Linked DNA regions of Mus musculus: region 2 is linked to region 1. Evidence: chromatin loops called from intact Hi-C (ENCODE). Cell type or tissue: left cerebral cortex. All regions are shown on one strand.

The links. A loop is a pair of places that touch in the nucleus more often than their neighbours do. Peaks named below come from ENCODE experiments on the same cell type or tissue, not always from the same donor. Only the 100,000 strongest peaks of a DNase experiment are listed, where the experiment ranks them.
Region 2: a loop joins it to region 1, with 2.0 times the contacts of the local background. A loop is called at or near these places in 5 of 42 quality-filtered maps.

The regions. Positions count from the first base shown.
Region 1 is chr4:114,686,304-114,691,303 of GRCm38, reverse strand. The region is part of intron 1 of Gm33655 (a long non-coding RNA gene); the gene reads left to right. Among named protein-coding and RNA genes, the nearest start is that of Gm12829, 8.5 kb to the right of the region's middle. In left cerebral cortex, a CTCF peak has its summit at 2,130; no DNase peak of the experiment used is centred here.
Region 2 is chr4:114,897,857-114,902,856 of GRCm38, reverse strand. Gm33655 (a long non-coding RNA gene) reads left to right here. Exons shown (of 4, transcript XR_003955095.1): 1 at 1-173. Among named protein-coding and RNA genes, the nearest start is that of Gm33655, 3.6 kb to the left of the region's middle. In left cerebral cortex, a CTCF peak has its summit at 4,819 (motif pointing right); DNase peaks (open chromatin) are centred at 1,966 and 4,798.

The DNA.
Region 1 (5,000 bases):
CATGAGCCAAAATAAATCTTTCCTCTCTTGTTTCTGACTGATATTTTAATCATAATGACACAAAAGTAAATAATGTGGGCTTCATCATAAGGATTTGGAGGTGGGGTATATGATCCCATAGTGGGGAACTTGCCTCTGGGCCAGATAGACACAGCAATCAGAAATTAAAGTGGTTCCACCACAACTGGGTTATGAACAACCTGAAAGGGTATGAAAGACAGTAGGAAATACCAGAGAAAGATGTTTGAACAGGGAGGAGTCTCCACAGACAGACGCCTGTCTTGGCTAACGGCGCGAGCAGGGGTCAGGTCAATTCCATATCTCCGGGATCCCCACAGGGCCTGGCTCAGAACGAGGCTATATGTGCACTGCTGAGGGGCAGAGAAGGGGCTAGATGAGACTGGAGCGCCCTTGGATTGGGCTGAGGAGGCCAAGTTCTTACGTGGAAGACTCTGGAGGATGGGAGAGGAGGAAGCAGCCCTGCCTAGATGCCTGGGTAGTCATGAACATGGGGATGGCCTGGCAAGAACCTGGAGTGCTATTCAGGGAAGGGAGAGAACGTCAGGTGGGGGAAAGAATGGGAGAGCCGAGGGCTGAACAGTAGGGCTGTATGACGGTGTGCCCCTTCTGAGAATAAAGGATAAAGTAGGAGGAGTTCCTCATAATTGCTGTGAGGATTAAGTGAAGTCATGTATGTAAAATGTTTAACATAATGCCTGGCATGTAGTAAATTCTTAATCAATGCCAGCTAATGTCACAACTCTCTTGTTTTCCTTCTGGAAAACCCCCAGAATTGCTGAGAGGATTAAATGTGGTCACATATATAAAATGCTTAGCGTATTGCCTGGCATATAGTAAGTGCCCAATCAGTGCCAGCTAGTGTTGTCATGACTGGCAAATTCCAGCTGGAAAACACACATACTGTATCCCTGAGTCAGTCTTGGCTCTGCTTCTCCTACACACACACACACACACACACACACACACACACACACACACACACACACAGAGAGAGAGAGAGAGAGTCAGAGTCACACCTATCCAATCACCAAGTTCCTCTCTTCTCAGCCCTGACATCTCTTACTTACACTTCTTTCTTGATAAAAGTATGGAGACCAGGAACCGAATGAAGCTGCTTCAACTGTAGCCCAAGCTAGCTAGACCCCTGTGGGCTCTGTAGAGTCTGGCTCCCTGGAACAGTCCCCTGTGTCTGCTCTGCCCATCTGAGCTCTTCAGAGCAGCCTTGCCCTGCTCCTGTGGATGTCCCAGCTCCTGCCAAGGCCTGTCCTAGATGAATCTTGGGGTGGGCTGGGAACAACTGCATAGAATCCTGATGAGGAACTGGTCCCAGTTTTACACTCAAGGGAGTGGAGGAGAGATTTGGTCTGGGAGGAGCTTAACTAAATGGCCTTTAAGGCCTTCTCCAACTCCAGAATTCTTGGATTGAATCTCCAGCAGGGAAGAGGCAATGCTTTGGTTCCACAGCGCTTGTACTTACTCTATGTGGGTATATGTAGGACACTGCTCTTCACAGTGAGTGGCAGTATCATGATTGGCAGAGGAGATGCCAAGGCCTATGGAAGCCAGAGCAATGGGCCCTTGCCCATCGTGTTCCAGAAGATTCTTTCCGTGTTCCGGGCCCTATGCATTGGAAAACCACCTTCTGGTAGAACTCTGACGGGGTGGAGGTGTGTGAGAACTGTGCTTCTCCATCTATGACCTCAGGTAGTGGTATAGGCGACTGAGCGTTATTCTTAAAAATGCTTGTATTACATTTATTGATTTGTATCTGTGTGTGCGTATGTTCATGGAATGCGTGCCATGGCACAAGTGTGTGGGTCAGAGAACCAATGATTTTCAAAAGCTGGTTCTCTCCTCCTCCTTTGTGAGTCCTGGGGATCAAACACAGGTTGTCAGGCTTAGTGACAAATGCTTTTATCAGCTGAGCTATCTCTCTCTGGTGCCATGACTGAGTTTTAAATGTAATCGAAAGACACATTGGGCAGAATACTGGGTGTTCAGATCCGGTGCATCCTGTATCCCGTATCCTGTATCCACAGCAGAAGATTATGTAGGCCAGGGTTGCATTAGGCGCTTTCTTTTCTTACCATGTAGTTCCACAATCTCACAGGGAGGGGGCGCTCCAAGGCTGGCCAGGTAAGCTTACTGTGTGACTTTTGATAAATCTCTCCACTTCTCTGGGCTAGTTCATCAATAAAAAGAGAGGACAGACTATTAGGCTTTAAAAAGAAGTAAAGACAGAATCTAGGACCTGGATTTTCTTGAAGGAGGGGAAAGGAAGTCTTCACTCATTGTTCCCCTTGTCCTTCGTTCCCTTGGTTGACCCCAACCTTCCACCACCCAGAGCACAGCTCCCAGCGACCTGAAGAACTTTTGTATTTACCGCTTAGCACTTGCTGTACGCGGCTCCGGCCTTCTTTAGAAGCCTTTTCTTTACGAGTTTATTTTGGCTTGTGCTGAGCATTCATAAAATTCCTAGGGAACTGGAGGTTCAAAAGTCGGGCTTGTGGAAGGAGTAGGTGGGAGGGGGTGGGAACAGCAGAGAGGGGCGAGGCAGGGCCAGCCCTGGGAAGCTGGAGGAAGAGGCAGTTTTCCATTCTCCACTCGGGCCCCGCTGGCCGCTTGTGAGTCTTGGGTCTTCTGGGTCGTGAAAGGGGAGAAGGGGTGAAGGAGAGAGAGGTGTGGGGGAGCTTGTGGGAGGAACTGTGGGCCTGGGAGGGCTGGGATCTTCCCACCCACAGCAGAGCAGTTTCTGATAGGAGTCCCGCTGGCTTGTCCTGGGTTTTCTTGTCATTCATCTCCTCCTTGGACAGGGGCTCCTCTGCAGGTTGGAGGCAAGGATGAACGCCTGAGCCTAGGGCATATGAAACAAATTAGGTCTCCGTTACAGCCACCCAGAGGCGGGTGATGGATGGGGCCTGTGCTCTCAGCAAAGCTAATTGGCAACACACAGAGACATCCAAGAAAGTATATTATTTTGCCAGACTTTGGAGTCACTGGTCGCCGCGCCCCCCGCCCGTTATTTTTCTTTTTTTCTTTTTATTGTTAGAACATTATACAGCCAGAGATGAAAAGCACGGTGAAAGTTTTCAATCTAATAAAAAGCATTGACTGCAGAGCAAAAATAACGCACACAGAAGAGTTTGTTTTGGATCTAGGTTTTACTAATGTCCCCTCATTACAAAATGGTTCCAGTTACAAAACAATTCAGAGACTGCCACATTAATAAACAGCTTGTCTTTCTGAAGGGTCAGGGAGTGCATGGGCGCGTGCACACGCGTACACACACACACACACACACACAGGTGCATGAATGCCCACATGATCAGTGATTCCAGAAGAAGGAGCTTGGTACAAATTGCAAATTGCACTTACACCTTGGTAAAGAAGAAAAGCCTCCAGACTGAGATGGGGCAAAGCACCTGAAGTTTATTCAGGCTCACCTGATCCAAGAATTCTAAATAATGTGCGAACTGTAGCCAGCTGGAATCCACATGGTATTCTAGATCTCACTTTCCTTAAGTTTTTTTTTGTTGTTGTTGATGTTTTGGTTTGGTTTGGTTTTTTGTTTGTTTGTTTGTTTGTTTGTTTTTGGTTTCAGTGTCCTCTGAGGATCTCAGGATTTCTCTAGTAAATCCTGGGCACTTATTATTTGTTCTCAAGTATTCTTCTCTTTTTTTTTTCTGTAGGAAATAGTTACTAGATCTAATATTGATCAGCAATGGAAAGATTCCAAACCGGAGTTAGAACCCGACAAGCTGGGAGCTGTGCTTTGCACATCCCTGTAAAAGAGTAACTAGTCATAGGATCCACTGGGGCATTTGCAAGACAGCCAAATGAGCGCATCGTAGGGTGGGCAGGTGGTGATGATGTTTCTGATCAGTGGCTTCTAAATGACCTTCACATTTGCAAAGTGCTGGTCAGTGAATCTGCCCCCACACTAGTCCCCAAACAGTTATTTTTACTGTCACTGCTCATTTTCACCCAAGTGCTTGCTTATTCGATTGCTTTGTTTTCTGCCCCCACAACTGGAGTTTTCACTAGGGAGGAAATAGAACTCTGCTTGCTTTTGTAGATGGCTTGGGCTCTGGGGCTCCTAGGGCTCCTAGCCTGACTGGTCAGTTTGGGGAAGTCTCAGCATATCTTCATAAGTCAGCTTAGGGAAGCAGATCACAGACCTGAGGCTAGTCCCTGCCTCTGTGGTGGTGGGATAGGGGTTTTGTTCTGCAGGGCACATTTGGAAGCTGGTTGTACTCTATCTGTGGCACCCCACTATATCTGATCCCCACTATATCTGATCCCTAACTCTGCCATGTGTACTGGGATGAGAGTCAGGACATACACATGGAGCCAGGGTTCCAGAGCCTCTGTTCCACCAGTCTGCTCAGCATTGGCTTGAAATGGGGTTAGTTTCTCAAATGGACAAGGGGAAGGGAACGAATGTATCTTCTCTCTGCAGTGGCTCCGGGTCCTGCTCTGGTCTGCCCTTCCCTTCCCCGAAGCCTTGATGTCCACATGAAATTTTTTTTTTAAAGGACAAAATTTCTAGTGTTGGGTCTGGGCCTAGTTTTTCAGGGAACACTGAATTGCCCATCTCTGCACAACTGAAGGACCCAGAGGTTCGTTCTGGCCACTCATTCTACCTCCTATCTCTGCTACATACCCCTAGAGCCTTGGCTGGCCCCGCCTGGTAGTGACCACTGCCCGCTGCTCTCTCCTTTCCACCTTCCCAAGGCCTGGATGGCCTTTGAGTAAACAGATAGCCCAGCGAGGTGTGTGATCAATTAGCTTTGCTGAAAATACAATCATTTTGTTATTCCAAGCTGATGAGGAGGCCTCTTCGGCTTGCTCTCCCAGCCTCCACATGCCAATCAGCCCGTGTCACCGATATAATTTTCCACATAAACACAACCTTTGTGCAACATCTACTCTTGTAAATAGATGTAATTCCCTAACCAAATAGCGCACTTGGAGGGGAA
Region 2 (5,000 bases), 210 kb before region 1:
CGACGGTCCTTGCAAGAGAAAGAGAGAAAAGATTTGGAGTGCGGAGCGTGCCTCCTAAGCTTGCGGCTTATGAAACGGTGGGAGGAGGCGGTGTGCCTTGGTCTTCACGGACGGGATTCGGCGTTTCCTCCCAACCCTGCGCTTTCCACGGAAGAGAGGCGAGGAGAGTTTGGGTTTGTGTCTAAATTATTTCCATGCATAGTTCAAAAGGCAGTTTAGGCTGGGGCCTGGGAGGCGTCCGGGAGGGCTAACCAGGACGGTGAGACCCAGCCCATGTTTGTCCCTGGGGCTGGAACTGTGAGGTTTCTGGAGAGACTTAAAGGTGGGCAAGGGTGGGTGGGAGGGAGATTGCGGTCCCTTAAGCGTTCAAATATCAATGTTTGAGAACAAACAAATGACTGGAGTTTGGAGCTAGCGCTTCTGAATTTTATTTTTAAAGGCTGGCATAGATGTGCACCAATAGAGAGCTCTATAAGAAAGACAGAGGTCCCGGGGCTCTGGTTTTGAGAACGAATTTTTCCGCGGGCTGGATGGAGGGCGCGCCGCGCCATGGGGCGGAGCGGGCACCGCCTCCTTCCAGCCCGCGCTGCACTGCTACACCACCGCAGCCGCGCTAGACCTGGGAGGCTTGGGTCAGCCCGAGAAGGAAGGCTTCTGCTTTGAGTTCGGCTGCTGGCCACCTCCTCGGGATTGTTTCCAACCATCGTTGGGCTCAGTGCTCTGTGCAGGGGTCCCTTCCCAACTTGGTCTTTTCGCTCCACGCGGACTCGAGCAGAAATGGCTCGCAGTCGCTGCTCCGCGCGTTTCTCCATCAGCTGGGTTTTCCTCCCGGTAAACCTTTCTCCATGTTCACTTTCCCTTCTCATTGTTGGTCTAAATTTCGTGGTCCGAGAGGAACTCCGTCGGTGGGAGTCTTCATCACCCTTCTATCCCTGCCCAATCTTTCGTAGACCCTAGAATCTCGGTAAACCCGCACTAGACTCGGCTGTGTGCACAACTGGGAAGGATGCACTCGGTCTCGGATGTTGGGGTTCTGCGAGTTTCAGCAACAGCAGGGTCTGCTCAGTTTCCTCGGAAGGTGGAAATTGTCTCAGGGTTGGCTCACCCTGGGTTACTTTTGTCTATTGAGGCTGAAATATCTTTGGAATTGGGGTTCCATGAATCTTGCTTGGGACTGGAGAGAACGAATTCTTCAGTGGGGCAACAAAACATTTAAACCCATCCTTTCCTAAAACTAATTGCGGACCTGAGAAGTGTATTTCCATTTATCGGTGTAGGAACTGCCAGTGTGCGTGTTTGGGAGTGGAGTGGGTACGGCGTGTTCGGAGCCTTGAGGACACTGGAGTGGACTTTATTGTTCGAATTAATTAGCCTACGGTAACCGAAGACCCTTACTTTGAGGCCCCCTCCTCCAGCAGGTGTCGGTGCGGAGCGGACTTCAGGGCTTCCCATTCAGATGTAGATGCGCTGGGCTCCTCTGGGAGTAGGGAGCCCACCCCTATACCCTCCTTCTAACTTAGTTTCCCGCCTGTCAGTCTCTTCTGTGCCCTTTGGTTTTATGTCGCACCTGCAGGTTACTCTCACATTCTTCAATCTTTTGGGAATGATTACCGCTTTTTTATATTAAAGAGAGACGCTGGAGGGGCGATAGTTTAAATTAGCCTCGGACCCAAACTTCTGGAGCTAAAGGGTTCTGAGAGCGGAGCTGAAAGGACCAGTCCGAGGTCATCGAGTAGAATTAGCCGCGGACCTGGGAAGAGATGTCAAGGACCTGGAAAACCAGAGTGGATACTGGTGTCCGACGCTGTGGTGGGCCAGCTTTGTGTCAATTCATCGCCGTCCTGGCCTCCTCGGCCAGCCCTGCTTTGCACCGGAGGGTCTAGAATCATTGATAGGGTGTGTTTGCACACCCACCACTCCTCAACATAGCATGAAAAGAACAAGTAAATTAGGCACGCCTTTAATCGCAGTGCTCCGGAGGCAGAGGCAGATGGATTTCTGAGTCATAGTAAGAGGCAGATGGATTTCTGAGTCTGGTAAACAAAGTGATTTCCAAGCAAGCTAGGGCTACATAGTGAGACTCTTAAAACAAAACGAACCAAAACAAAAACCAAATCAAACCAATCCAAATCAATAAGCATATAGATTTCGAAGCAACTTCTAGGTGAGCTCTGATGTGCAATCTCTCCTGCCCCCCACCCCCATTCGAGTTGGATTAAAGATGTAATAGGTATGTATGTAGCGTTTGTTTGGGGGAGGGTATGTGATCTTTTCTGTTGATGGGGTTAGATATGCATTCTGCTCCCCCTTGCTCCTGTGCTTACAAGCATTTGTTAATTTGCATATGCTAATGGAGATGTTTGTGACCCTTTTCAGTGTGCCTCATGAGTGTGGAGAATGAAAGTCCTTGGAGGACTTGGCAGAGACTGGAAATAATGTGGGTAGAGCGAGTTGGGGTAGAATGGTGGTTCGGCCCTTTATTCCCTAGACCTGTTTATCTTCTCCCACTTTCCTCCCCAGATGCAGACAAAGCTAGAGATCTGGAGCGTGGAGCAAAACTGCCGAAGGCACTATGATTTGGTCTGCAGAGGAGCAGGTTGACTTTCTTCTTAGGCTTGCCCATAATGGGCAGTTGTTATATCTTACTTGGACTCTAGGTCCTGATTGTTCCAAGTTAGCTAACAGGTACCATTGTCCAGCCTCTGTCTGTCTCCCATGCAGGGCTGCCAGACAGCCTCCTGTACTCCATCCTGTATAGAACTTGGCTAGACGTCTTGGTGTCTTGGGAGCTTCTGCTTTCATTCTCAGGAAACTGTCTTTCTGTGTCAAAGGTGAGTGCAGTCAGCACAGCCGCTAGAGCTTACAAAGGAGCCCAGGCTGACTCTTGCTGTGGAAACAGGTCTAGACAGTGAAGGGAGGATGGCGACCAGAGTTTGAGTAAAGATGCTTGGCAGCATCCTGGGATCTACAGGTGAATCCTGCACTCTCTATAAATCAGCTTAGACAAAGTACTCACCTGGATATTATGAAGAAATTTAAACTTCTTCAACTGCCCTTAAATGCCCGGGAAGTCCCAAGATGCTGGGTTATTGTTGCCTTTAAATTCTTTCTCCTCACAGTCAGGATGTGAGGAAGAGTAAAACAGTCAGCAATTCTGGAAAACCAAGATGAGATAAATTGCCTTTAGGTGAACAAGGTGCGGATGGCAGGAGAGAGGAGTGCAGGTGAGCAAAATGCTGCCCCACCCTGGCATTGGGGAGAAGCCACATCCTCTACCTTGTTAGAGGGGAGAAGATGTGATCACCATTTGCCATCCAGTCCGTTTCTTTCCTGCTAGCCATTGGAGATACTGGCTTCCTTTCCCCTCTATTCTCCCAGTTAGATGAATCCCACTGACTCCAATTCTGCTGGACCACCTAGGTGCTCCAAGCTTTGCCTCACCCTATGTCCAACCTTTCAAAAAGTGGGGGATAAAAATGGCCCTGGCTGTAATCATTGTTTCTTGGGTTGGATGTACTTGCTGGTGTGTGTGTGTGTGTGTGTGTGTGTGTGTGTGTGTGTGTGTGTGTTATCTCATATAGTACTAGGAATTCTGACTTATACTCAGCCTATGAGTGTCTAGTAAGTAGGCTTTAGTTTTCTTTCTCTCTCTTCCGGGGGCTTCATCTTAGCATCCACTGTGATGATGGCTATCTATACTAGGGGTAGATAAGAGAGAAAAAAGGATTCCCAGTTCTGGCAATGGTGCTGACTCTTTTGACGTTAGACGAAGACTTCTTACAAGGCCTCAGTTTATTTGTTTGAACAGAGTTGGAATAAGTCAGATCCTGATTTCTGCTATGGGGGTCAGTGGCTGTGTCTTAGCTCTTCTCTTCTGGCAGGCTTAACAGTCTTTTTTCCAAGCCAAATTTTCTTAATGCAGTGAGGATGTAGGGTCTGACTGTGCTGGACTCTGCAGAAAATCTTGGCAGCACCTGTGCCCAGAGGTACAGCAAGCGAGGAGAGAGTGGCTCACTTCCTTTCTTGGTGGTATGGTACTTTTATGTGGGACCCTGGGTTTTCTTCTCCCTTGGCAGAGCCCTAAAGAGTTGAGCAGGACTGAGTGGAAGCCGTGGTCCCCAAGGAGGACTGAGTCTGTCTGCGATGTGGAGGAGTGGTCACCTGGCAGTCCTTGAACTCAACACCAACCATGAACTCTACAGCAGTGCAAAGTGTGAATGGGAGTCTCTGCTCACACTGGGCTTTCTATACACGCCCCAAGCCTCTTCTTTCCCAAAGCCCAGCCAGGATGTGAATGAGGAGGGGTCCTTCCAGAAACACATGGGTCAGGATGAACATCAGAGAAGAGCCATTCCAAAGCCTGGGAAGGGAAGTGGGTATGACCCGATTCTTTCACAAAGTCTTCACTGAAACCAAACTTGAGAACTTAAGTTTTCCTCACCTTTTAAGAGGAAGGGTGGGACTCTCAGAGACTAGTTGGCAGAGAGGGTGTCTGTGCCCAGATCCAGGGGAGTAGGCTGTGTGTGGCCTGGCCATATGACTCTACCTGTGGCTTGTATCATAGATTAGCGGTGGCAGATTCCAAGTCTCAGATGTGCTCCAGCATCTAAATTGTGTTCTGTGAGAAGGAGTCCCAAAGATGTGTGCAAGAATCTTTGGTACCAATGCAGTTCCTGAAGGGTCCAGGGTCTGAGTGGGCTCTTTCCCTCCTCCAACTGTGAGAGACATAGAGAGTAGAGCCTCAGAGCTAAGGCTCCTGAAGCCCTGCCTGGCAGAGATCCAAGTGCTTACTGGCCAAGCCCAGCCACCTGGGGGCGCCGATGGCCCCAAAGTCCAGGAGCATACCCTGTTCACTGAGGACTTCCCGTGCTAACAGAGATAACCCTCCTAATGGTGGTGACCCTGCTTCACCTCAGAATGCCCTTCCTCGGGAGGATGATTCTGTAATCCAGGAGGACCCTGCCCCAAAGTCAATGACCTAGTTCTAAAAAGGGATGACC